Linked DNA regions of Mus musculus: regions 2 and 3 are each linked to region 1. The links are chromatin loops, found by intact Hi-C in ENCODE. Cell type or tissue: left cerebral cortex. All regions are shown on one strand.

The links. Hi-C counts contacts between places; a loop is a spot of excess contacts. Peaks named below come from ENCODE experiments on the same cell type or tissue, not always from the same donor. Only the 100,000 strongest peaks of a DNase experiment are listed, where the experiment ranks them.
Region 2: it touches region 1 in a loop (5-fold over the local background); 37 of 42 quality-filtered maps call a loop at or near these places.
Region 3: it touches region 1 in a loop (5-fold over the local background); 14 of 42 quality-filtered maps call a loop at or near these places.

The regions. Positions count from the first base shown.
Region 1 is chr8:57,425,276-57,433,275 of GRCm38, forward strand. No RefSeq gene overlaps it. Among named protein-coding and RNA genes, the nearest start is that of Gm34099, 26 kb to the left of the region's middle. In left cerebral cortex, CTCF peaks have their summits at 995 (motif pointing left) and 4,114 (motif pointing right); DNase peaks (open chromatin) are centred at 967, 2,542, 4,121 and 5,783.
Region 2 is chr8:57,795,812-57,803,811 of GRCm38, forward strand. All of the region lies in intron 10 of Galntl6 (UDP-N-acetyl-alpha-D-galactosamine:polypeptide N-acetylgalactosaminyltransferase-like 6), which reads right to left. It overlaps Gm2921 (predicted gene 2921), which reads left to right and starts at 4,057. Exons shown (of 2, transcript NR_165835.1): 1 at 4,057-4,374; 2 at 6,654-7,097. In left cerebral cortex, CTCF peaks have their summits at 4,129 and 4,804 (motif pointing left); DNase peaks (open chromatin) are centred at 4,238 and 4,768; H3K4me3 peaks cover 647 bases; H3K27ac peaks cover 1,060 bases.
Region 3 is chr8:57,482,365-57,490,364 of GRCm38, forward strand. It overlaps Sap30 (sin3 associated polypeptide), which reads right to left and starts at 5,496. Exons shown (of 4, transcript NM_021788.2): 1 at 4,888-5,496; 2 at 3,146-3,271; 3 at 2,678-2,776; 4 at 338-686. The coding sequence starts at 5,202. The coding sequence ends at 564. 2500002B13Rik (RIKEN cDNA 2500002B13 gene) reads left to right here and starts at 5,599. Exons shown (of 4, transcript NR_126553.1): 1 at 5,599-5,829; 2 at 7,976-8,000. In left cerebral cortex, a CTCF peak has its summit at 4,274; DNase peaks (open chromatin) are centred at 4,291, 4,677, 4,945, 5,546 and 2 more places; H3K4me3 peaks cover 3,161 bases; H3K27ac peaks cover 1,673 bases.

The DNA.
Region 1 (8,000 bases):
AACAAGCCACACTCTAGACAGAGTCGTGGGCTGTGACCCTCGGTTCACCATTTATTTTACTGTTGTTGTAAAAAGGAAGAGAAAAATGTCAGTGAAGTATTCTAGTGTTAACAAGATATATTAACTACTGTTGTTTATTACCAAGACCAAAAAACAAAATCTAAACTAATAAACAATAACAACAAACTAACAAATAATAACCCGTGGAAGGAGTGATTTATTTTGGCTCAAGGTTACATACAGTCTATCATGACATGTAGGCATAGTGGCAGGAGCCTGAGACAGATGGTTACAGCCCAAGGCAAGGCACAATGGACACTGGTGACCTACACACTCCCTCCTTTTTATTCAGTCCTGGGCATGAGCCTATGGAATGGTACCCCCAGTTTGCAAGCAGATTAACCTATCTCAGTTGAAGCTCTCTGCAAACACCCTCATAGACACGGCCAAAGGTATGTCTCCTAGGTAAGTCTACATCTGGGCAAGCTAACAACCAATATTAACCACCAAGTCTGTTATATCCACACAGAGTCACACATGCACAAACTTGGGTAGGAAATGTTTGCTAAGATAGGTAAATAGCTTTACAATTACTTATTGCCTCCTCTGGTTGTTTTATTGAATATAACTTTTATTTATGAGCAATAATTTATACAATTGTGGATAGCCTTAAAGTCTATTTCTAGTCCAGCTTACAGAAATAAAATTTATATCTCCTTCCTTCCTTCCTTCCTTCCTTCCTTCCTTTCTTCCTTCCTTCTTTCTTTCTTTTCTACTTGAGTTCCAAGACCAGGTCATGTATAGAGGGGAAGCCAATTTGAGGTATCTGTTGCCAGGTAATGCCTTTCATGATCCATGCCAATTGTGACTGCCCAGTCCATACAGATCAAGAGACACCTAGAATGAACAGACTCTTGTGTAAACACAGATATGAAATGATTTGCCATCGACAATGTTTTAAAACTCAGCTCTGACCTCTACTGGCCACGTTATTAAAATACCACAGCAAGCATCCAGAAATGGTCTTTTATTTCATTCAGTCTTTTTTTTTTTTTTTTTTAAAGATTTGTGTATTATTATAGATACACTGTTGCTGTCTTCAGGCACACCAGAAGAGGGCATTAGATTTCATTACAGGTGGTTGTGAGCCACCACGTGGTTGCTGGGATTTGAACTCAGGACCTTCAGAAGGGCAGTCAGTGCTCTTACCCGTTGAGCTATCTCACCAGCCCCATTCGATCATTTTTAATTTAAAAAATTTTTCTTTTGATATCTATTCGTCTTAGGTTAGCATACATAGTTCATAACATGCATAGTTTCATTGTGATATTTTAAAATATACATGTCAGTGTACTTTGTACTTAATTACTCCCCTCCCACAATGACATGACCCATATTCCTGGCCCCTCCCTGGATGGTTCCCCTCTTTCCCCAGGTAGTGCCCCCTCGTGTATTCACTTAAATGCTTTGTATCAAAAATAAATAGATAGATAGATAGATAGATAGATAGATAGATAGATAGATAGATAAATAATTTATTATGAATACTTTTTATCTCTCACATTTTATAAATAGGGATTATAGTGGAAAAATGTTTTCTATCTTAAAATTTGCTAGGAGAAACATGCTGCAAACATTAAAAAGCTTAATGCCAAGTACAGCTGTTCTCTATCCTGTGTGTGTGGGGTCAAATATCAGATATCCTGCATATCAGAGATTTATATTATGATACATAACAGTAGCAAAATTACACTTATGAAGTAGCAATGAAAATAATTTTCTGGTTGGGGGGGTCACCACAACATGAGTAACTGTATTAAAGGGTCACCAGCATTAGCAAAGTTGAGAACCACTGTCCTACTATATTAGAGGGTAGAAAGTGCTTCATACACTTTATTTTTGGTTTCTTTGAGACGGGATGTCATGTAACCCAGGCTGTCCCTGAATTTCTGATTCCCCCACCTGCACCCCCAAGAGCTGGGACTACAAGCATGCACCACTACATTTGACTTAATATGTGATTTTTACAAAGATAAAAAGAAGGGCCATAAAGAGAATGAGGGAGTAACAATCTTAACAATGTGATCTCCCTCCCCCTGCCTCCCCCTCTCCCTCCCGTTTCTCCCTTTCCCGGTCCCCCTTCCCCCACCACTTCCCTTCTCCCCCTCTCTTCTTTTTCCCCATATCACAAATTAATTAAATAACACATTCTAGAGGCAATACCCTTTTTCTCTGGTAGTTTCTGCAGGTTTTGGAATCAGCCAGACTTGTGTTCCAACTCTGTCAGCCTTCGTCACAGAAAACAACCAAAACAAAACAAAATATCATCGACAACAGCAAAGAACATAAAACAAACAAACAAAAAGTCCCAAGTCCTCCGTAGCTTAAAAAGCAAACGTTTGTACAAAACCACATTGAGATAGCACCTCCCAGGCATCAAGATGACTCATAAAAGAAACACATAATGGGTCAGTAAGGATGTGGTGAGCTTTGCTGGTGGGAGACGAGCTGTTGTAGAAAGCACCAACATAAGAACAGAGTTACCATATGATCTGGCAATCCCATCTCTCGATGGAATCGGAAGCGGGGACTTGAAGTGAGTTCTGCATAGCTAGGCTCACAGCAATGTTGCTGAGAGTTACTCACAGGAGGAAACAACCTACATGTGAAAGCATACACAAAACACAGTAGATACACAGCACAGTATGATTCTACATCAAATATACAACAGTATGAAGGAACTTAGAGGACATTGCACTAGACAAATCAATCACAAGAAGAGAACGGCTATGTAAGTCACGGCGTGAGAACCGTTACATTGATAGAGGCCGTCGTGATGAAGACGGTGCCCCAAAGGTGCTAGAGGTGAGGAGAAACAGGAAGTTTCTGTTCAATGCATACAGAATTTCCGTGTCACAGGATGAAATGATAAGAAAATTCGGTGGCGATGGGTGCACAAGATAAATGCATTTTGCACCAAGCTGTACGCTTAAAAATTGATAAGATGATAGATTTTTATGTGTATACATTTTTACCACATTTAAAGCCTTTTAAACATTAGAAAAATAGAAGTGGCTGGAAAACATTAAAAACAAAGGTGTAGGGACTGCAGAGATGGCTCACTGGTTGCCTTTCCAGAAGATCTGGGTTCAGTTCCCAGACCCAACCCAATCAGCCAACAACCTCCAGTTCCAGGTGATCTGGTCCCTCTTTTGCCTTCCTCGGGCACTGCACGCAGATGATGCCCAGACACGCATGCAGGCAAAACACCCATACATGTAAAATAAATAAAATAAGATCTCAAGCAACAATATTTAAAAGACACAAAAAACATCTATTCATCTCATGAGCTGACCATAGATAGGTCAGCTGTGACTGATAAGCTCAACTCCTCTGTTAGGGATTAGTTCAGTGACCCATGTCATCTTCCAGGAGCTGGAGCTGAGGGAGGAGGCTTTGTGCTTTGGTAGAGACCGTCAGTGGTAAGGCAGACCTAATTGAAGTCACTCAGGCACATATTCATTCAAAGCACACCCTACTGACCAAAGAAAGCCCCATTGGTCAAGACAAAGAAGCTATTGGAAGCCCAGAAGTATGTCTTTTGCATACACAGGAAAGGGGAGCAAAGGCTGGGGAGGATGAATAATTTAGAATCAATAATTCAATAAAAATTGAATGAGTCACCCCCTGCCTTGCAATTTTCATGATCTGTGCCGATTACCAGTAGCAAATTATTTATACTGCAATTCACACATGTCAAGAGACACATAGAGTAAACAGATCCTGTGTAGATACAGGGGAAAAAGCAGTTGGCTGTCCAGGAAATGTTATTTGTCCACCTGTGAAACAGCAGTAAGGACAAGGATATTCTTCAGAAATTCACTTCGACTCAATTCTTTTGTAGGCTTAAAGAACAGTCGGGACCTGAAATTCAAGAAATATAGCGTAAGCTACTGTTCTTGAGCTATTTTACTACGACTTGAGTCCTGCATAAAATCAGACAGCTGTCTAAAACACCGCCGTGGTTCTTTCCCGTGGTAAAACATAGCCAATAGGTTAAAGTATTTATTAAAGGCATATTTCCCGCCTCTAAAGCTGCTTTTCAGTACAAACAGCAGGTGGCGCTCGACAACAACTTAAGATTGGAATTCCAAGGTTATTTTCACTTCCTGTTCCTTTATAAAGCAGAACTACAGCCTGTAATAAAAAAATAAAATAAAGTAAAAAAAAACAAACAACAGCATAAACCAAGGTGAGAACCTGAGTCTTTATGACCTTGCATCAAAAGGGAGGGCCCAAGAAGCCTGGTGAGTGACCGGAATTTCTAAAGTTTGTCTTTGAAACTTGGAAATCGCTTTCCTTCTGAGCCCAAGGTGTGAGGCTGTAAGAGCAGCGCGCTGTCGAGGGAGGGTATATCTACCTGCCATGCATGGGAGCAAGAGTGGCTGACAAGGGGAGATTCGCTCAGGAAGCTCTGATACTAACTCAGGTTGTTCACATCCTAGGGCCGAGGATGGAAGATGACTGTAGTAAGCAGATGAACGGATAATTTAGCACGCATTTAAGAGAGAGAGAGAGAGAGAGACAGAGACAGAGACAGAGACAGAGAGACAGAGAGACAGAGAGACAGAGAGACAGAGAGACAGAGAGAGACAGAGAGAGACAGAGAGAGACAGAGACAGAGAGAGAGTTAGTTGATGCTCCAGGCAAGGCCTCGGGGGTGGAGTGGCCAGTGGTGGACTGGGAAAGCACCCTGTCCGAGGCAAAGGGGAAGGGGGAGGGGTAAAGAACTCTGAGATGGGGAGGGGAGCAACATTTGGTATGTAAATAAATTAAATAAAGAATAGGGCTGGAGAGATGGCTCAGCGGTGAGCACTTCCAGAAGTCCTGAGTTCAATTCCCAGCAACCACATGGTGGCTCACAACCATCTGTAATGGGATCCGATGTCCTCTTCGGGTGTGTCTAACAAGAGTGACAGTGTACTCACATACAAGAAATAAGTAAATAAATCTTAAAAAAGAAGAAGAAGAAGAAGAAGAAGAAGAAGAAGAAGAAGAAGAAGAAGAAGAAGAAGAAGAAGAAGAAGAAGAAGAAGAAGAAGAAGAAGAGAAGGGAAGGGAAGGGAAGGGAAGGGAAGGGAAGGGAAGGGAAGGGAAGGGAAGGGAAGGGAAGGGAAGGGAAGGGAAGGGAAGGGAAGGGAAGGGAAGGGAAGGGAAGGGAAGGAAGGAAGGAAGGAAGGAAGGAAGAAAGAAAGAAAGAAAGAAAGAAAGAAAGAAAGAAAAGAAAAATATTTTGAAAAAGAAGTTTATTTGTGACCTGGAGGAGGGGGTAGAGGCAGATATGGGAGGGGACCAGAGAAGGACAAAAGGAGAGGAGACAGGAGGGAAGAAAGAAGGCTGTCCAGGAACACATAGAGAAGGGGGGCAGGGAGGGGGGAGGAAGAGTAGATGGAGAAAGAGAGAGACAGAGACTGAGAGACAGAGAAAGACAGGCAGAGAGATTTAGCAGGCTTTTAAACAAGAAAGCCTCGAATGATAGAACCCATTATGAATTATTCTGGGTAGCTCAGCCCACGAACAGGGCAGAGTTGTCCGGTGGCGGTCTGCTGTTGTTCCTGCACGTCTTGTTCGCACTGAGAAGACACCAAGAGTGCATCTGCCTGTTTAGCTCGTTGACTACCCTCTGGCGCTTAAATACGAATCTAAGAAAAGGTCTTGTAGGCACTCGGCTGCTGTGGAGAACCGAGGAGTGATCCAAATGACTAACTGTGACTATCAGCCCGTCTCAGTGGCCTGAGAGACAAATGTTCTCTTACTCATCTTTCATAAATGTGCTCATTGAATGTAGGTCAGCTGTGACTCGTGGGCTCAGTTGAGCTGAATGTTCTCAGGAAAACGTTTCTCTTGCAGCAGTTTGTTGGTGGTATTTTAAAGTATTACGGCAGCCTTCTTGCATGCCACGAGATGATATAATGGAAAGAGCAATGGCTTCAAAAGACACATTATTAGAATTTAGCTCTTAAGTATGATCTCCATGTTTCTACACAGACCTTACCAGAAGAGAATCCCTTTGTTTTCAATTTATAGTGTTCTCCGTTACCCGCAGCCAGTAACCTGATTTCCCTGACCCTCTGTCTTCTCCATAGTGTAAGAGAAAGAAAACATATTACAAACTCCGAACGAGAATTCAAGGCAGAGGAGCTGCTGCATCTTCAATAAGATGTCATCAGAGGCTGGAGAGATGGCTCAGCAGTTAAGAGCACTGGCTGCTCTTCTGAAGGTCCTGAGTTCAAATCCCAGCAACCACATGGTGACTCACAACCATCTCTACCAGGATCTGATGCTCTCTTCTGGTGTGTCTGAAGATAGCTACAGCATATTCATAAATAAGTAATTTTTTTAAGATGTCATCAGAAGGGACTGGCTGGTGAATTGACTCAGTGAATATGCATGGACAAGTGCAAGGATATGAGTTCAGATCCACAGAACCCAGGCAAAGCCAGACTCAGCAGCTGTGGTGGTTTGATTAAGAATAGGCCCCACCGTCCGGGCGTGATGGCGCACGCCTTTAATCCCAGAACTCGGGAGGCAGAGGCAGGCGGATTTCTGAGTTCAAGGCCAGCCTGGTCTACAAAGTGAGTTCCAGGACAGCCAGGGCTACACAGAGAAACCCTGTCTCGAAACAACAACAACAGAAAAAAGAATGGCCCCCACTGGCTCATACATTTGAATGCTTAGTCACTGGGGAGTGGAACTGTTTGAAAGGATTAGAACAGTGCTTCTCAGCCTTCCTGATGCTGTGACCTTTTAATACGGTTCCTCATGTTGCATTGCCCCCCAACCATAAAATTATTTTATTGCGACTTAATAACTATAATTTTGCTACTGTTATAAATAGTAATGTAAATATCTGATATGCAGAATATCTGATATGTCAACTCCCCAAGGGTCGAGACCCATAGGTTGAGAACTGCTAGATTAGAAGGATAAGGAGGTATGACATTGTTGAAGGAAGTTTATGTGTGTAAGGAGTGAGGCTTCAAAATCCTATGCCACACCCATTTTTTCTCTGCCTGCTGCCTGCAAGTCAGGGTATAAAGTAGACCTCTCAGCTATTTCTCCAGCACCACATCTGCCTGTCGTGATGATAATGATCTAAGCCCCCGAGACAGTAAGCAAATCCCCCAATTAAACACTGTCTTTCGTAAGAATTGCTTTGGCCAAGGTGTCTTTTCACAGCAATAGAAAGAGTAACCAACTAACCGGGCTCAGCCTTGGAATTCCAACAGTCTCATGATGAGCTGGGAGGTGGAGAATGAGCTGAGTCCAGTTAGCCTTATGTGCACGATAAGCAAGAACCTTGCTGTTCTCCATCAAGGTAGGTGAGCCACGACACCCGAGGTTGTCCTCCGACCTCCAACCTGCTCTGAGGCCCTACACGCAGTGATAAAAGGTCATAAAAAAAGATTCCCACATCCTTCTCTTCAAACTTTAAAGTTCTCTTTAAACTTCTCTAAAGCTTAAAGAACAGGGTGTTTTTATGTGAATCTTCCGTCTACATTTCAAAGGTGATGTCTTTGGTGATCTGTGGCCATGCTTTGTAACCAATGGCGAGCTCTTGCGGTATGATCTTAGAGAAGGAAATCTGCTGAGCTGAAGTACAGCCCAAGTCAGGAACCCAAGAAGGAAAGGAGAAGAATCAGTTACACAATGGGGTCCAGTTGCTCCATCTCTACCCAGCTGGAAGCTTGTGTCACAACAGGTCAGCCACAGCCCCACGAGCAATAAACATCCTGAGTTGCAAGCCTCGTCTTACCATGTCACTTTCATAAATCTCAGTTGCAGAGGGCAATTCTATTTTGTTTATGAAGTGAGTTATGAAGAGATTTATCATCACAATTAGCACATTTGTCAAGTCTCTAATGTAGGGAAGGGGGATGTTAACATATGATTCTAATGTGTCTGTTTTGCATATGAAGAGATCATCCACTCCTTTCAAG
Region 2 (8,000 bases), 370 kb after region 1:
ACCTCGCAATGTGTTAACCGAACAAACAGTGATCCTGTTGAGAAAGAACATTTTCTTGAGTTACTTGAGCCGAGCGTCATTTATAGGGTACGCCAGAAAAAGACCTTTTTCTAGAGATTTAAAAAAAATGTTCTTGTGGACTGAGGGGTTCGTAAGTTCTCTTAAATCCTTCACACAGCAGAAGTATCTATTTGAGCTGTTCCTGACCTAATTGGAACGCGCTATATCCGTGACTTTGTGCTCCTTTGTTGTAACCAACTTGTCTGCACCCTTTCCTCTGTCTGTTCAACATGGGTGCTGCCCAGGATTCTTTCTCTGTCCTGGTTGGCCTTAAGTTCTCCCAGGCCAGTTTTCACCCATATGCTCAAAACCCAGTGACCATGTCATGTCTAGTTCCTGGCAGGATCTCACAACTGTGTGTCTCCTAGATGACTTAAATTCAACGTATCAGACTACACTCACTGGCTCTTCATTTCTTGGAGCTCCTGTTCTCCTTTAACTTGTTTTAGTTGGTGGTAATGTCATCGATCTTGTCAGCCAGGGAGCCTTTGAACTTTTGCCTCCTTTACTTTCCTCATCTAATTACTTCTCAAGTCTTGCCACCGTCCCGTGTCTTCGGCGGTGCGGAGGATTGAGCTCTGTACCCCGCACACGTGGCTGTACCACTTCTTGCGTTTCTGGAATTAGTTTCATCCTCCCGATGTGCACCTTGTTGTCAGCATCTCTTGTCTAGACCAGTGCAATAACCTGCTTCTTTCCCCTCATTCTGGCCCCTGAACGCGCGCGTGCACGCGTGCTCGTGATATTTCAGAGGTCAGTTTAACGATACCTTTAGGTATTGCTCTTCAGGCCTTGAACACTTCTGTTTTAAAGACAAGGTGCCTTGCTGCCTGGAACTTGCAATGTCGACTGCCTTGGCAGCCAGCGAGCTCTAGGGAATCTTTTCTGTTCCACACTTCCTCAGTGCTGGGATTAAAAGTGTGTGCGTACTGGGGCCGGAGAGATGGCTCAGCCGTTCTTCCAGAGGTCCTGAGTTCAATTCCTAGCAACCACATGGTGGCTCACCACCACCTGTAATGGAATTTGATGCCCTCTTCTGGTGTGTCTGAAGACAGCTAAAGTGTACTCATATAAATAACATAAATAAATCTTTTAAAAAAAGGAACGCATACAAAAAACAAAGCAAACAAACAACAAACAAACAAACAAACAAAATTGTGTGTACCACCAAACCTGGGTTATGAAGTGGATTCTGGGCCTTGAGCACAGGGTCTTTATTCTTGCAAGGAAAGCTCCTTCCTTGAGCTGTGTCCCCAGCCCCTGCCAGCCTCCCTGTTCCTGTTGCCCACACTCCTAGCCAACAGAGAAGTCTGTCTGGGGTGCCTGTCTACTTAGGTCGTCTGTCAGGCTGCAATCTTACAGTGATTTTACTCCTCAGTGCAGGCGCCCAGTAGCCCACGCAGCTGTCTTGTCTGAACTGCTGCTGCGTCTTCCGCCTCTCTTTCTCAGTCCGTCATGACTGTCCACTGTGGGTCCACATCCCTCATTGGACTCATGACTGTCCACTGTGGGTCCATGTCCCTCATTGGACATGAGATCCTAGATGGCAGAGCATGTCCTTTTAAAACTCACTTCCCAGCACCCACAAACGTTGATGGTAAGTATAGATGCTCGATAAAATTTATGTTCAGTATGTGTGACACGTGCTAGTTATTTCAACAGAAAATTGAAATGACTGTCAAGATAAATGAGTTAGTTTTAGTCTTCTTTTTTTTAAAGAACTGGGACCTACTGGCCTTCAACTCACTATGCAGCCGGGTAGACCTTAAACTCTACATCCTGCTTCAGTTTCCCTAGGGCTGAGATTGTAGGCATGCGCTCTGCCTGGTTTGAATCAAGAAGTCCTGATCGATTTACCTGGTTCTCTTCTGTCTTTTTGCTCTGTGTGTGTTTTAGGCTCTGTTTATTTGCTTGTTTTTTTGTTTTGAAGAAAAGATTTATTTTGGCTCACATTGGAGGAAAGACTCAATTATTGTAGAGAAGGTGTGAGCTGGAGTGTCTGTCAGGTTGCTGTGCTGATTGCATCTATGGTCAGAAAAGGAGCTTTCGACTGACAGGGAAGACCCACCAGGATTGTGGGTGGTACCATTCTATAGTCTGGGACCATAGACTGTATAAAAAGGAAACAAAGGAAGAAAATAGCAGGCACCAGGGTTCTTTCCTTCCCTCTTCTTGATGGCAGATTCAGTGTGGCTAACCATCTCACATCCAGTCAGCAGGGCTATAACCCACGGCCTTCTCACTCAGTATTTCCCTCCCCAGTGAAGCCTCTCAGGAAAAGCCACTCTGCCAAGGCCCCAGGTGTGTGTCCTGGACGATTCGAAACGCAGTCATGTTGACAATGAAAATTAATCATCAAAGAGGCCAACAAGACTTTGTCATTTACTCGTCTAACTTTCGGGGAGGAAAGGGTTCCTTTGGCTTATAGTTTCCCGTTCATTGTCAAGGATGAGGGAGGGAGTCAAGGCAGGAGCTTGAGCATGGGAGCTGAAGCAGAGACCGTGGAGGAACAGTGCCTTCTGCCTTGCTTCTGGCTTGCACGCTTTTTCTCTTCCTTCCTTTCTTCTTCTTCCTCCTCCTCTTCTCCTTAGTTCTTCAAGGGTTTCATATAATATGTTTTTGTCATATTCACCCCTCCTTCAGCTCTTCCTAAATCCCCCCCCCCCAGATATTCTTCCACTGGAGAGAATGATCATTTACCAGGGACTCTATCACACTGTCTCTCTCTGTGGCAAGGGACCGAGGACTGCACCCAGCTCCCCGCTCCAGGTCTTAGCTTTTATATACTCAGACGCCTAAAGATGGAAGGGGTTGTAAATCCCCACCTAGCACAGACCTTCACTGACTTCTGCCTCAAATATCTCGGCTTCCTATATTCCATTTTCTCCTATTTTCCATGAAATGGATCAGTTTAAGCCCCAAAGAATACCCGAATGTCAGCAAATTTGTCTCTTAGACCTCATCTATTCTTATAATTATATCTGGGTGAACTTAGGCAACTTTTGTTTCCGCTTTCTAGGTTTGTTATTGTAAGGTAATGATCTTCCTTACATCCGTAGATTGATTGCTAGAGGGGAATTTTCATAAGGTATTCTGCACTCTTCTTGTTATTATTACCTGATGACTGCAATCCTGGGCCCCGAGCGATAAATCTTCAAATTATACCAATTGCTTTCTTTTTCTGAACCTTCCAATAACAATTTTTTTTCTCTCTTATGTCTTTGAAATGCTTCCGGTCGCCATTTATCTTAGCCAACAGTCATGTCACACCAATCCCCCATTAGGCACATTTTTACCACAGTAGAAACAAGTTCATATCGTGGAAGAACTTACTGTCACATTCACAATCTGCTCCCCAGTCCTGGGTCACAGTTTTACTAACTGCAAGGGTCTAGGTTTTCTTAACAGAAGTGCTTGATATTTAAAAAGAAAAAACAAACAAAAAAAACCCCCTCAAATTATTAGTTTAAAAGTAAATGGTTGTCATTTTTTTCCTATTTCTTCTTTTGAGTGATACTTTAAAATATAGATTTTGAGCCATGATCTGTTTCTTTGCTTTCTTATGCATGTGGTGGGTGTAACCTTGTCCAAGTCTGTATTGTATTATATATTATATTATATTATATTATACTATACTATACAAATAAACTCTCTATATTGGAGCTGCAAATACACTTATCTTAATCTGGCATCCTGATGAGACAATTGAAAAACAGCTTTTTCTCTCTGTGGGAAGTTATATTTTATTTCCTTGTTATGTAGTTTGCAGGAATCTGAGTTATAAGATGTTTCTTCCTACAGTTGGTACCCATCAGAATGCTGGGTCCTGGCAGTGGGGTTGTTTATCCCCAAAGAAAGGCACAAATTCGTTCTTTCTCTGCATGCATTGACTTCTGTTTGCCTTTGTCCCCCTCCAGGTCTTGGAAAGAGGAAAAAATCTGTCAGTTTCCTCAGCAGGACAGAAAGGGCTGCGAAGCTTCCTCCCTGCAAGAGCCCAGTGCCTGCTGCTGGGCCTGTGGAGAGAAGAGGCAAACTAGGCCAGGCAGAGCACGCCTCCTCTCTTCCGCCCCTGCCCCCCGCGCTGTACTCATAATGCAGGCTGGGGAGGAGCCTTCCAGATCTTACGTTCTTATTTGAATCTATTTTTGTTTTTCTTTCTTGATCCCTAGAGGAAACTGGAAGCCAGTACACAAAGCTAGAACGATATCAAACAGCTCAGCGGATGACCCCGGAAGGATGAATCATACGCCTGTTTCCCACACAGAAGCCGGATTAGTCCTGGCTAGAGCACGGCAGAAGGTTTTCCTTATAAAGGTATGCTTCAGTGGACCCCGCTTTGTTGCCTTTTTAACAAGTGTGTTTGCTCATTCATTCCGTCACTTTTGACAGCGTTGGAATTAAAATGAATATCCACATTTCCATGGCCCGATGTACTTCTCTTCCAGGAGCTTAAATCTAAATGTAAAAGAGCGAATTATAACTTACAAGTCTTTAAGCACAATGTTGAATAAGCCTTATGTTAATTACTGTAAAATGAATTTGCCTTTACCAAGTCAGTGTACAGTGACACATGTTTCAAACAGGATCCAAGTCTCTCCTCCCTGCAACGTCTAATCTCCTTCTAGCTCCATCTTTAGGCTCTCCTGTGACTGGAAATCTTGGTAAAGAGCTGTAACTACAGGGATTTCCCCCCCTCTCCTGCCTGTGTTGTTTTCTTCTTGTCTAGTGCTGCCCTCTGGTGGCCATTTCTTAATCTACATGCCATATATTCTTTTTCTTCAGTTTAGCCTAAGGTAAATGAACAATCAATAAAAATATGCAGTATACTTCAGTTTGTTCGTATTCGTTTTCAGCTGTCAAATAAAAAATTCAGGCTGGGGCACATGTCATTCTGGAATTTTCCTGCTTAGAAGTATTAAACCTGGTTTAGATATTAGGACTCATATTTATCTAAATTTATTTCCTGTTTGGACTGAAAAGACGATATGAACTTAGTTCAAGAAGCAATGTTTTCAAAAAAAAAGAAAGAAAGAAAGAAAAGAGAAGAAAAGAAAAGAAAAGAAAAAAGAAAAAAAAAAAAAAAGAAAAGCCGGGCGTGGTGGCGCACGCCTTTAATCCTAGCACTCGAGAGGCATTAATTTCAGCACTCAGGAGTCAGAGGCAGGCGGATTTCTGAGTTCCAGGACAGCCAGGGCTACACAGAGAAACCCTGTCTCGAAAAAAACAAAACAAAACAAAAAACAAAACAAAACAAAACAAAACAAAAAAGAAGCAATGCTTTTTTTTTCTTATGACACCTCTCCTTAATTTTAGAGACTGTTCTTCCTCAGTGCTCCAAATGCTAGCTTCACTGACAGACTCTTAAGCCTTCTTGCCTGCCCTCAGGCTGGAGTCCGGGCTGTTTGTTGGAAGTTCTGGCCAATACTACTCCTCTGCAGGCTGGCAACACCCCAGCGATGTTAGAGGAAGATCCAGAGGAAGAGGAAGCCATTGAGTTCCCCCTGATATTTGGTAATTATTGCCACATCTGAGAGCCACAGAACCTTCTGGTAATTGTCCATACTGCAGGATATCCTGAAGTGAACAAGAACCGGAAGTTAATGATTATGCTGGAAATGGACCAACGCAACCATGTCACAGCAACCTGGAACCTGAGAGTGTGATGTGTGTGTGTGCATTCATGTGCATGCCTGTGTGTGTGTGTGTGTGTGTGTGTACATGTGTGTGAAGACAGGGAAGTAGAGCGACGACACTGACTTCCTGTGGGGGTTGATGTTATATCTCAGGCATCCTTTCTTCTCAGAGAACCCATATAGGATTGGGGATTGTTGCCCCTATTTAATGATACAGAACCTCCAGCCTGGAAGAATTGAACAGTTTCACCAGGCTGATGGTTTAAAGTGAAGTCCATCTTTTAAAAACACATTGGATAGATGACTAGCAAGAGCGTGGTGTTAGAGGGGGTTGGCATTATCTGGTGAGATTAATCCTTGACTGGGGTTTGAACTTGCGGCTTTTCTGGCACCCTAGCACCCTGACTGTAATTCAGGATGGAGGAGGGGCAAGAAGAGAGAGTGGGGCAGGGGGAGAGAAGGCTACTTGAACAACTCCTTAAGGACCTTAGGTTGGGAAGGGTCATTGCTCAGTAGTTCATTTTGGTCAACATCCTTTTGTGTGGAATTCGTATGTAAGGTAAAGCGTCTTTCCAAAGCACACGCGTGCTCCAACTGAGCCTATTCCTGGTCAGTGTGTACAAGAGACTTGTGAGGGGTTTGGCTGTGCCAACAGGCTGCTTGCATACTTTCTTGTTGTTTTCCCAAGACAGCTATTATGGTCTATTCGGAGAAATTCGGAACACTGTCAGGGCATAGTGCCTGGACTGTGGGTTTCTCCTTCTGCAGAGAAAAGTAAGATGGGAAAAACCTTAGCTGTACTTACCAGTTATGTTTCTTTGTAACTATGACAACAGCTGTCAATTCTTGTTAAATCTGCGTGATATACCCTATAGCTCTCTAATTGAAATATTTCATTCTTCAAAATTGAAAACCCAAAGGGGCATTGAAGACCTAAACACTATCATTTCTCTATCACAGGTAATACAATTTAAGGAGCGACCCTTTTACAAAGACTTCCAAGTTCTAGGTTGGATTCGAATCCACACTTTCCTTAAATGTAGCTGCACTGAAAGTGCCTTTCAATCAAAACAATGCATTGTCTGAAAACATCTTCTGAAGTGTACGTTGGGGGTGCTGTGCTGGTTTGTATAAGCTCGGCCTAGGGTGTGGAACTATTAGAAGGTGTGGCCCTGTTGGAGTAGGTGTGGCCTTGTTGGAGTAGCCATGACACTCTGGATGTGGGCTTTAAGACCCTCGACTTAGCTGCCTGGAAGTCAGTCTTCCACTAGCAGCCTTCAAATGAAGATGCAGAACTCTCAGCGCCTCCTGCACCTTGACGATGCCCTGTTCCTGCCTTGATGATAATGGACGGAACCTCTGAACCTGTAAGCTGGCCCTAATTAAATGTTGTCCTTTATAAGACTTGCCTTGGTCATGGTGTCTGTTCACAGCAGTAAAACCCTAACTAAGACAGGTGCTGCTGCCTCAGATGTCCTTCACCTTCATGATTAAAAACCACACTCACAACAGGAGGGCCATGAATTACCTTTAATACAAAGCCAGGAGGAAAAATTAAAGTTAACTGAAGTCTCAAACACAAGACAGGTTTTTTGTTGTTGTTGTTGTTTTAGTTTGTTTTGTTTTGTTTTGTTTTTTTGATGAGTTACCTAGCCTTTCCGGGCTCATTGTCTTGAAAACTTCCACTGTGGGGAAGGCAGTAAGATTACATCACATTGATCAATTTTATCACCTCCTTTATTAAAAAATTAGTTTTACGAGTTAGTGTGCAAGGGGCTCAGTGGTCAAGAGGTCTTTTTGAACATTCACGAGGACCAGTTAGGAACTCCAGAGCCATGCACAGACCTGTGCCTGTGACCCCAGCTCTGAGGAAGTGAGATGGAGAGAGCAGAATGCTAGGTTCTACTGGTTTCCAGCCTAGGAAGAAAATGCAAGCCCCAGAATCAGGGTGAGACTCTCAGAAGAATAACTGCCTCTATGCATAGTCTCTTTGCATGTGCATAGAGTGTGCATGCACATAAACACATGTACATACAAACAAAGGTTAGCACACAGAATAATGGGCTTCATTGTAGCATTTCTGAACATGCTTTGTCTTTTATTTGTCTGCACTCTCGCTCCTCTCGCTCATGGTTTTAGCTTCTTATTACTGGTCACCCCTGTCCTTGCAAGAGCTGCTATTTTGCTTTCATGTCATATGCACACACACAGAGGACAACCTCAAGCGTTCTTCCTCAGCTGCTGTCTACCTCTCCCTTAGAGGGTCTTCCTGGCCTAGAACTCACCATGTAAGCCAGGGTACTTGGC
Region 3 (8,000 bases), 57 kb after region 1:
CTAGCCTGGTGGCGGTGGTGCATGCCTCTAACCCCAGCATTCAGGAGGCAGAGGCAGGAGGATCTCTGAGTGTGAGGCCAATCTGGTGTGCAGAGTGAATTCCAGGGCATCCAGGGTTACACGGAGAAACAAAACAAAACAAAAACAAGAATGCTTAATTGCAAATCAAATCCACCTAGGGAAGGTGAGGGGGTCATGTCTGTCATTCCTGCTTTACCTTTAATTACTTGGAATTTGTAAGAAAAGCTTACAAAATGACCTTTATCTGAAATCTTAATACCAGTCCCAAAAAGTTTAACACAAAAACAAAGTTTCATAAAATAAACAGGCTGAAGCAGCTATAATAGTAATAACCTTTATTTAAAATATGTGTAATCTAGGAAGCTCAGTTTATGAGTTTCCAACTAATTATTAGAATCAAAAATGACAACAACATTAAAAAAAAAAAAAAAGTCAAAGTAAATCCTCGGTAGAAAAAATACACAAGAACATTTCTACATCTGAAAACCAGTAAACATTCTTTCCAGGCAGACATCTATGGGCTAGTGTGAACAGCATCTCTCCTAGTGAACACCACTGTCGGCCTTGAGATCCGATTTGTTCTTGTCGTTCCTCACTGAGTAGATGAAACATGTTAAGGTGTCTTTTTCGTTCACTGGAATAGACTTAAAGTGGCAACCAACTATCTACAAATTAAAAAAAATGGACAAATTAAAGGTTAGATGTAGCAGATGCTGTGAGCTGAGTAAGATACAACTTTGCCAAAGTGCTGTGTGACCACAAGATACTTTTAAAGATTAATCTGTCTTAACAAAATATTAACAAGCTCCAAAGCACATAAAAACAAGATATTATAAACAAAAGACAGCCTGACTTCAAAGGATCCGTTAGTCTCCACAATTAATACACTCTTTGAGTATTTTACCCCCTTTGGTCTACTTAATTAATGTGCACTTGTTATAAGTATTTTCCTTTTAAACTTTAGTTTGCAAACTACATATTCTTAAACATTAAATATTAATGAAATAAAACAAAAAAACTAATGTCCATCATATGAGGGAGGGCTTAGACTGTATTCATAGAAAAAGAGTAATATAAGGAAAAAAAATTCTTGGTAACAAACTGTACCATAAATACCATTGGTACAACTGATATTAACTCTTAAGTTTCTTGTAAATTTTTTATGAATAAAATTTAAGAATGGAAACCTCAAGGAGCTAGAAGGATGTTGGACTGTTTTCCTGTCTTTTACTGCACAGTTCTAACATGTACATCAGAATAAACAGATAAGAAACTGAGCTGCTAATACTACGCATGCTCAGACTCAAGACTGCCTTTTTCTAGAATCCACTGAACTACAACTGGTTTATAAGACCTGATTTTAAGAGCTTGAGATTTAGCCGGGCAGTGGTGTCGCACACTTTTAATCCCAGCACTTGGGAGGCAGAGGCAGGTGGGTTTCTGAGTTAGAGGCCAGCCTGGTCTACAAAGTGAGTTCCAGGACAGTCAGGGCTAAACAGAAAAAGCCTGTCTTGGAAAACAAAACAAAATAAAACAAAACAAAAAAAGAGCTTGAGATTTGAGTTCTATATTTAAATACAACTTTGTATCAATTCTTGGCTATTTGTTATAGAATAGGGATAATTACACTAGTGTCTATTATATTTTCATTATAGTAGGGAATGTCTATATATATGTACTGTGCAGCAGAAAAAGGATGATAGCTTTGAAATAAATTTAAAGAAAAATAGTTTTGTTGCCTAGGCAAGAAATATAGAAGAAAATTTGGCTAGTTAGCATACTGAATTTTAATGTTATAGAGCTTTCTAAAAAAATTCTAACTCATATTTATCATTTATTTATACACATTGGAAATGTAGGCTAACTACTAATGTCATGCTGAAGAATATAAGAACACTCACATAAATATATATGTGTTGATGCATACATACATATTTTGATCTGTCTACTCAGTGGAAATGTTTGCTTTAGATATAAAGTATAATTATTTAAATCTGTATTTTAAAAGTTCACAGATTTTTGTGGCTTTATTACTTCAACACACACACAAAACTAGCTTCCAAAACATACCAAAGGAACTGAAGTCCCATACCAAGCAAACTTTAACTTTAACATAAAGCCTTATTTTTGTTCTTTCTCTTGATGTAAAGAAAGTATCCTTTACTTAAAAACAACTACTAACAAAGGCAAGTGTATCTCAAAGTAAAATTAGAAAGCAAGGGAAATCCTGTTTCAGGGCTCACCTGCAGAAACTTTGAAAATTACATTCTAACAAATACTTGTAAGCTTATTTATTTTCCATCCCTCAATGGAAATATTCCATTTATATTCCAATCCACATGTATAGTCCATCCCTTTAAAACAAGATTCTAGAACAATGATTAAAAAATTCTCATTGCTTACTCTGAAAAATCAACATTAAAAGACACTGTATATACTCTGAATGTAATCCACTGAGCACTCACTGGAGAGCTTTCCTAGGTGGCAGATAGATGTTTCTAAACAACTACATTCCACAATACACCTATTAACTTTTACTTTACTACATGCAATATACTATTTAATATACTACATTCATCTATTTCATCATCACTTAATGATACCTTGTTGGTGTGAACAGGATTGTTTAAACAGTATAAAGCTTATTTATATATACCTCAACAAGTTGTGCTTTATTTAGACCTGGTCTGGTTGGAAGCTTGAAGTGTCTTTTGTATCTTCTAAGTGTATTTACTTGTAATTGGTACAAATCAACCTAGAAAAAAAAAATAGATGAGTTAGTTCACTCTGTTGAAAAGATATCATTGATCTGTATTATGACACTTCACACAATGACTTCATTTACACACTCAGACCTGTACTTTATTAAACAGTTCCATCTTTGGGGGATACATATTGTAAACTTCCGGAGAAACAAAAGAGGAAGTTGTATGTCAAGAGCTGTAAGAATGTCGTCTGAGATTTAATATTAGTATAAATACATCTTCACTGACTGTATATAACTTTTGAGATTTTTCAGATGCTTTAAACAGTTAAAGAAGAGCTCAAATATTTACAGAATGGTGTTGGGATTGCCAGCATGCTTATGATTTACATATAACATGGGGAAAAGCCTGCCATCTACCTCTGGAGTGTCGATGTCCTGAACAGGCGAGTCTCCCCCATCATCATCGCTTCCTTTCCTCTTCCTTCTGTTCCGAACGCTCTGAATTAAGTTCTTATGATAGTCACAAATGTAAAGATGCCTTGCCTGTAAAGGAAAAATTTTCAAAGACTGTGAGTCCAGAAAAACTGCAGCTAAGTATTAGTAAAATGCATAGGCCCAGGTGGCTGACTAAAAATCATCTTAACAGGCCACTGTTCAGAAGATGCAATGTTTCTTTCCACTATTAAAATGTTGTAACATTAGCAATCTGGCGATACTGTTAAGGAAATGGGGGAGGGGAGGAATTGGAAGCGGTGGGCGGGCGGGTAGTATCTTGGAGAAGGCAGGCAGGCAGGAAAGGAAGAAAAATTCCAATTCTCTGGGTCTTGTCATCAAATTGCAGGGAAGGTGACCTAAATAAGTTAGCTCCTGCTGATTTTAACTTAAAAGGGAGAGGTGGCATTGCCCACAAATTTGTCCTTGTATTTTCTCTAGCTTGAGAGCAGCATTATATTACTCGTAGGTACATGCTTTCTGATTGATCTGTTAGATAGTGAAATTCTACAGGTACAAAGTATGCATTTCTTTACAAATGCAACATTGAATTCATATCCTATGTTTAAATTTGAACCCTAAGGTTTCTTTTTAAGGATTAAGCGAATATATTTCTCTGTATTTTGTGTTTTCAATTAAAGCAAATTATTCATGTTCTCTTGCAAAGTTTCTCATGGACCCTACTGAGAAACCTGCCTAAACAGAATCACAAATAAACTTTTCAAAAAAATTAATTACTCGGGGATTTGAGAGCTGTATATACAGTGGACTAGGAAATACTGAGCTGATTGACACTCTCCCCCCCCCCCCTTTTAAGGCTACAATTAAAGGCCGAATGAACAGGCTTTTAAATTGACTTCTAAGCTAAGGGTAAGTTAAAAATATACAGGATGTCTGGAGGTTCTGTATCTTGTTCTTCCTTTGCCATCAGTCAGAGCTCTGAAAAGTAGCAATGGAATTCTCTGAAACCTCATAGCTGGCCAAAACAGCAGACGTGCATAAAGACAGAAAAAGAAATCCCGATGGCTGCCGAGAGGGCTGTAAAACCGCAGAGGCTTATTTGCAGCCTTGGTTCGGAGCAGCTGCCCGAAGAGCTGACACCGCAAACAACGTTTACAATCATCTATCTCCCTGTAAGGCAACTGGTGAGCTCAGCTTGCTTGTCTGTGTTCAAGAGAAAGAGAACAACGAGGAGGAAAGAAAAAAAGAAAAGACAAAAAGGAAAAAAAGAGAGAGAGAGAGAATTGTGGGGTCCAGCCAGACTCTACTTTCCCTAGAGGAGCGAAGCTGCTCCCTAGGGCAGACACCGGCTCTGGCAGCAAAACAAAGGCGCCTCCATTCCAGAAGGGACTGCCCGGCTGCGAGAAAACTACTCCGGGCCCTCGGTGCTGCGGTCCCCTTTGTTTCGTTTCCAGATCGCAGCAAAGGAGGAAGAGGGAAGCCTGGCGTGGGAGACACGCGAGGCAGCGGGAGTCCGGGCGAGGGGCGGAGGAGCCCCGCACCACTGCGCGAGCGCGCGCTGGGGAAGGTGGCCGGAGTTGCAGGGACTTTGTTTCAATCAGAGAACCACTAATCCCACCTGCAACCCAATCCCCGAGACTCGTGAACCCCGCCAACCATCCGGCGAGGCACGCAGGATAGGGCAGGGCGGTCCCTGGGCCACTTACACTCTTATCCAGCTCGATCTTCACCTTCTTCTGAGAGATGCTCTTCTGGATCCTTTTGCTGAAGCTGGCGTTGCCTGCCGCGCGCCCGCACCGCTCACCGTCCTCCCGCAAACAACAGAGTTGCCCAGGGCCGGGACCGGCCGCTCCAGGTGGCCCAGAAGCTGACACTGCACCGGCACCGGGTACCTCTGCCCCACCGCCGGCTGCGTTCCCATTCCCCGCCGAGGCGGCGGCAGCCGCAGCAGCGACCACCGCGGCCACGGCGGCGGCCGCGTCCCCGCCTCGGCTCATCTCCTCCGGAGTGAAGCCGTTCATGTCTGCCAGTTCGGGGGCGCCGGCGCCGCTACAGAGCCCCGCTCGCCGCGCCGCTCCGCCTCCTTCCCCTGGGCGGCCGTTCACTCCGCACCCCAAGTCTGGTGGCGGCACGGTCCGACGCCCAGAGTCCAGGGCCGGCCGGTCTGTCGGTGCTGGAATAGCTACCAGGTCCTGTGACTGTGATCAGGAGTGAAGTGGCGCCTAGAAAGGAGACCCCACTCACTGTCACATGGAGACTTCAGCAGTTGGACCGCAGCTCCTCCGCCTCCTTCTCAACCCCAGAACCTGCGCGAGGGAGACGCCCCTCCTCTGGCCCCGCCCCACACCTGCCGCGCGGCCCCACGGGAATGGTAGTTCTTGATCGAGGAGCTAACTTGCGCTCTGTTCTGATTACGTGCGGGACCAGCGGGACAAACTACTCATCCCAGCATGCGTCGCGTGGCGAGCCACCCCTAGTTTTTTTTTTTTTCCATTCCAAGCACCGGGCAAGTCTGACTGTGAGGTCAGGCTTTTACCGTGTTTTCTCGCCTCTATTCTCTCCTGCGAGCAAGGGCTGGTTTTAGCTCCTCTTGTTTCGCAAAGTTAGTGTTCAGACCGCCAGCTGACTCCTGGGAAGAAGCATTAATGGTGTGTGTGTGTGGGGGGGTGGGGGGTGGGGGGGGGTAGTAAGAATTAAGTGAGAAAAAGTTTACGGGCTGTTTGGTATTTATTGAAAGAAAACTCGGGATACCTAGCGCTCTTTAGGCGGAGAGTCCTTCATCTCCATCTCCATACCGCAGCTGACTTCTAGAGCGTGGCAGGTCCTTGGCATACTCGTGTGCCGACGGGTTGGCAGGCATCGGGCTGCTTGTCGCCTCTACTGCCACTTGGATTCCTTTCAAACGGATCTAAGAGGGTTTAAGACCATTTAAAGGAAGCACACTAGTATCACGTCTGCAGACTACTCATCAAAACTTAGCCCTGGCTGTAGGGGACGAGGATCGAGAAACCTCTTTTCTTGAGTCATATGCATGCGTACATGTGTGCTTGTGTGTGCCGCGGGTGTGTGTGTGGGGGGGGGGGGGGTTGCGCGCGTGCGCGCCTGGGTACGTGTTTGTGCTCGCGTAATGTGTATTTTTGCCTGTGCCTGTGGTGGGCGGGGTGGAAGAATGGGCGTGGCCATGCCAACCCTGAACCTCTGATAATTATTAGACTTAAGCTTAAGCAAAAATAATTTATTTCAAGTGGAAGAGTTTTGAGAAAGCCTGTTTTAGATTCAACCAATTCAGTGACGATTATATATATATATATATATAATCGTCACAGAGGTCATGAAAAACTTAGGCCCAAGCTTTCACACCTTTAATCCAAAGAGACAAAGCCAAGCAGATTTCATTGTTCAAGACCAGCTTGGAACAGAGCAAGTTCCAAATAGAGAAAAGTTTAAATCCAGTCATGGTAGAACATGCCTTTAATGCCAGCATTAATGATACAGAGCCACACATATCTCTGAGTTCAAGGTCAATATTCAGAGCAAGTTCCAGGACAGCTAAGCTTAGGCTGGGAAGGAGTTGGAAAACATAAAGTTGGTAATAGAATAAGAAGGGGCCACATTCCAGCCTCAGCAAGTAGCAGAACTCAGGTGCTCCGGCTATGTGGCTGGCTTTAGAGTCAAGAATAGAAGGCACCACTAGGACAATTGATGCTGGCTAGCTGGAGCTAAGAAATTAGCAGTGATTACGAAGAGATCAATACCACAGAGGTGAAATCGTCTGGGAGTTGTTTTCTGAAGGCAAAAGAAGCTGTGTTTCCGAGATACCCAAGTTTGTACCCTGTACTGCAGCTGTACTTGGTAATGTATAAGTGTCACCCAAGTGGTAGTGGTTTTGAAGGTATGAAGGGGTCATGAAGAGCAGCTGTGAGAGGCCAGGGAAGACCATTGGTGAAAGTGCAGCCTCAGTTGTTGATGGGTTAGGACTGAAGAGGTTATGCAAAGGATTTGAGGCGTGGCACCATGAAGAGAGCCTATGAGAGGTGAAACTTAGTTGCAGCTGAAGGCCCCTAACATATTGGAGATGCCAGTACCATAGAATGATCACCAAGAACAACAGCAACAGTGGAGTGGAGTCAATCTGCTACAGAGAATGCTACAGAGGGCAGAGCTGGAGAAGTGACACAAGCCCTTTGGAAGAGCCCAGAAGATCATGTGTGGATCCTAGATACTGGAACAAGAAGCGGTAATGTTTAAGTTGCCTTGGAGACTCCAAGATGTTCAAAAATGCCAGAGCCATGGGTTATCTGCTGAGGAAAGCTGCTAACAGGGAGTGGAACCAACCCAGGAGAAAGAAATTTGTTGCAGTCAACAAAGATGTAGAAGGAGTTAGAGATTTGGCTTTTTGACATCAGACTAGGAGATGCAGGCTTTGGAGTTTGCCCTGCTGGTTTCCAGTCTTGCTTTGGGGGTTACAGTTAAGTGAGTGGATGAATCTCAGAAGAGACTTTGAACTTTGGACTTTTAACATTCTTGAGACTGCTGTTGACTGTGGGGACTTTGGAATGTGGACTAAAAGCACTCTTTTATTATGCTATGTCTAGGTGTGGCCCCCATAGACTCCTTTGTTTAAATAAGCCTATGGGAGCCAGGGAGCTGACTGTATTGTTTTGTATATTCTTGACCCTGGGAGTGGCCATAGTGGGAGCCCTGGGAGTGGCCATAGTGGGAGGTGTGGCCTTGTTGGAGTAGGTGTGTCACTGTGGGCTTTTGCTTAAAGACCCTCATTCTATCTTCCTCCAGGAATTTCCTCCAGTATTTTCATAGC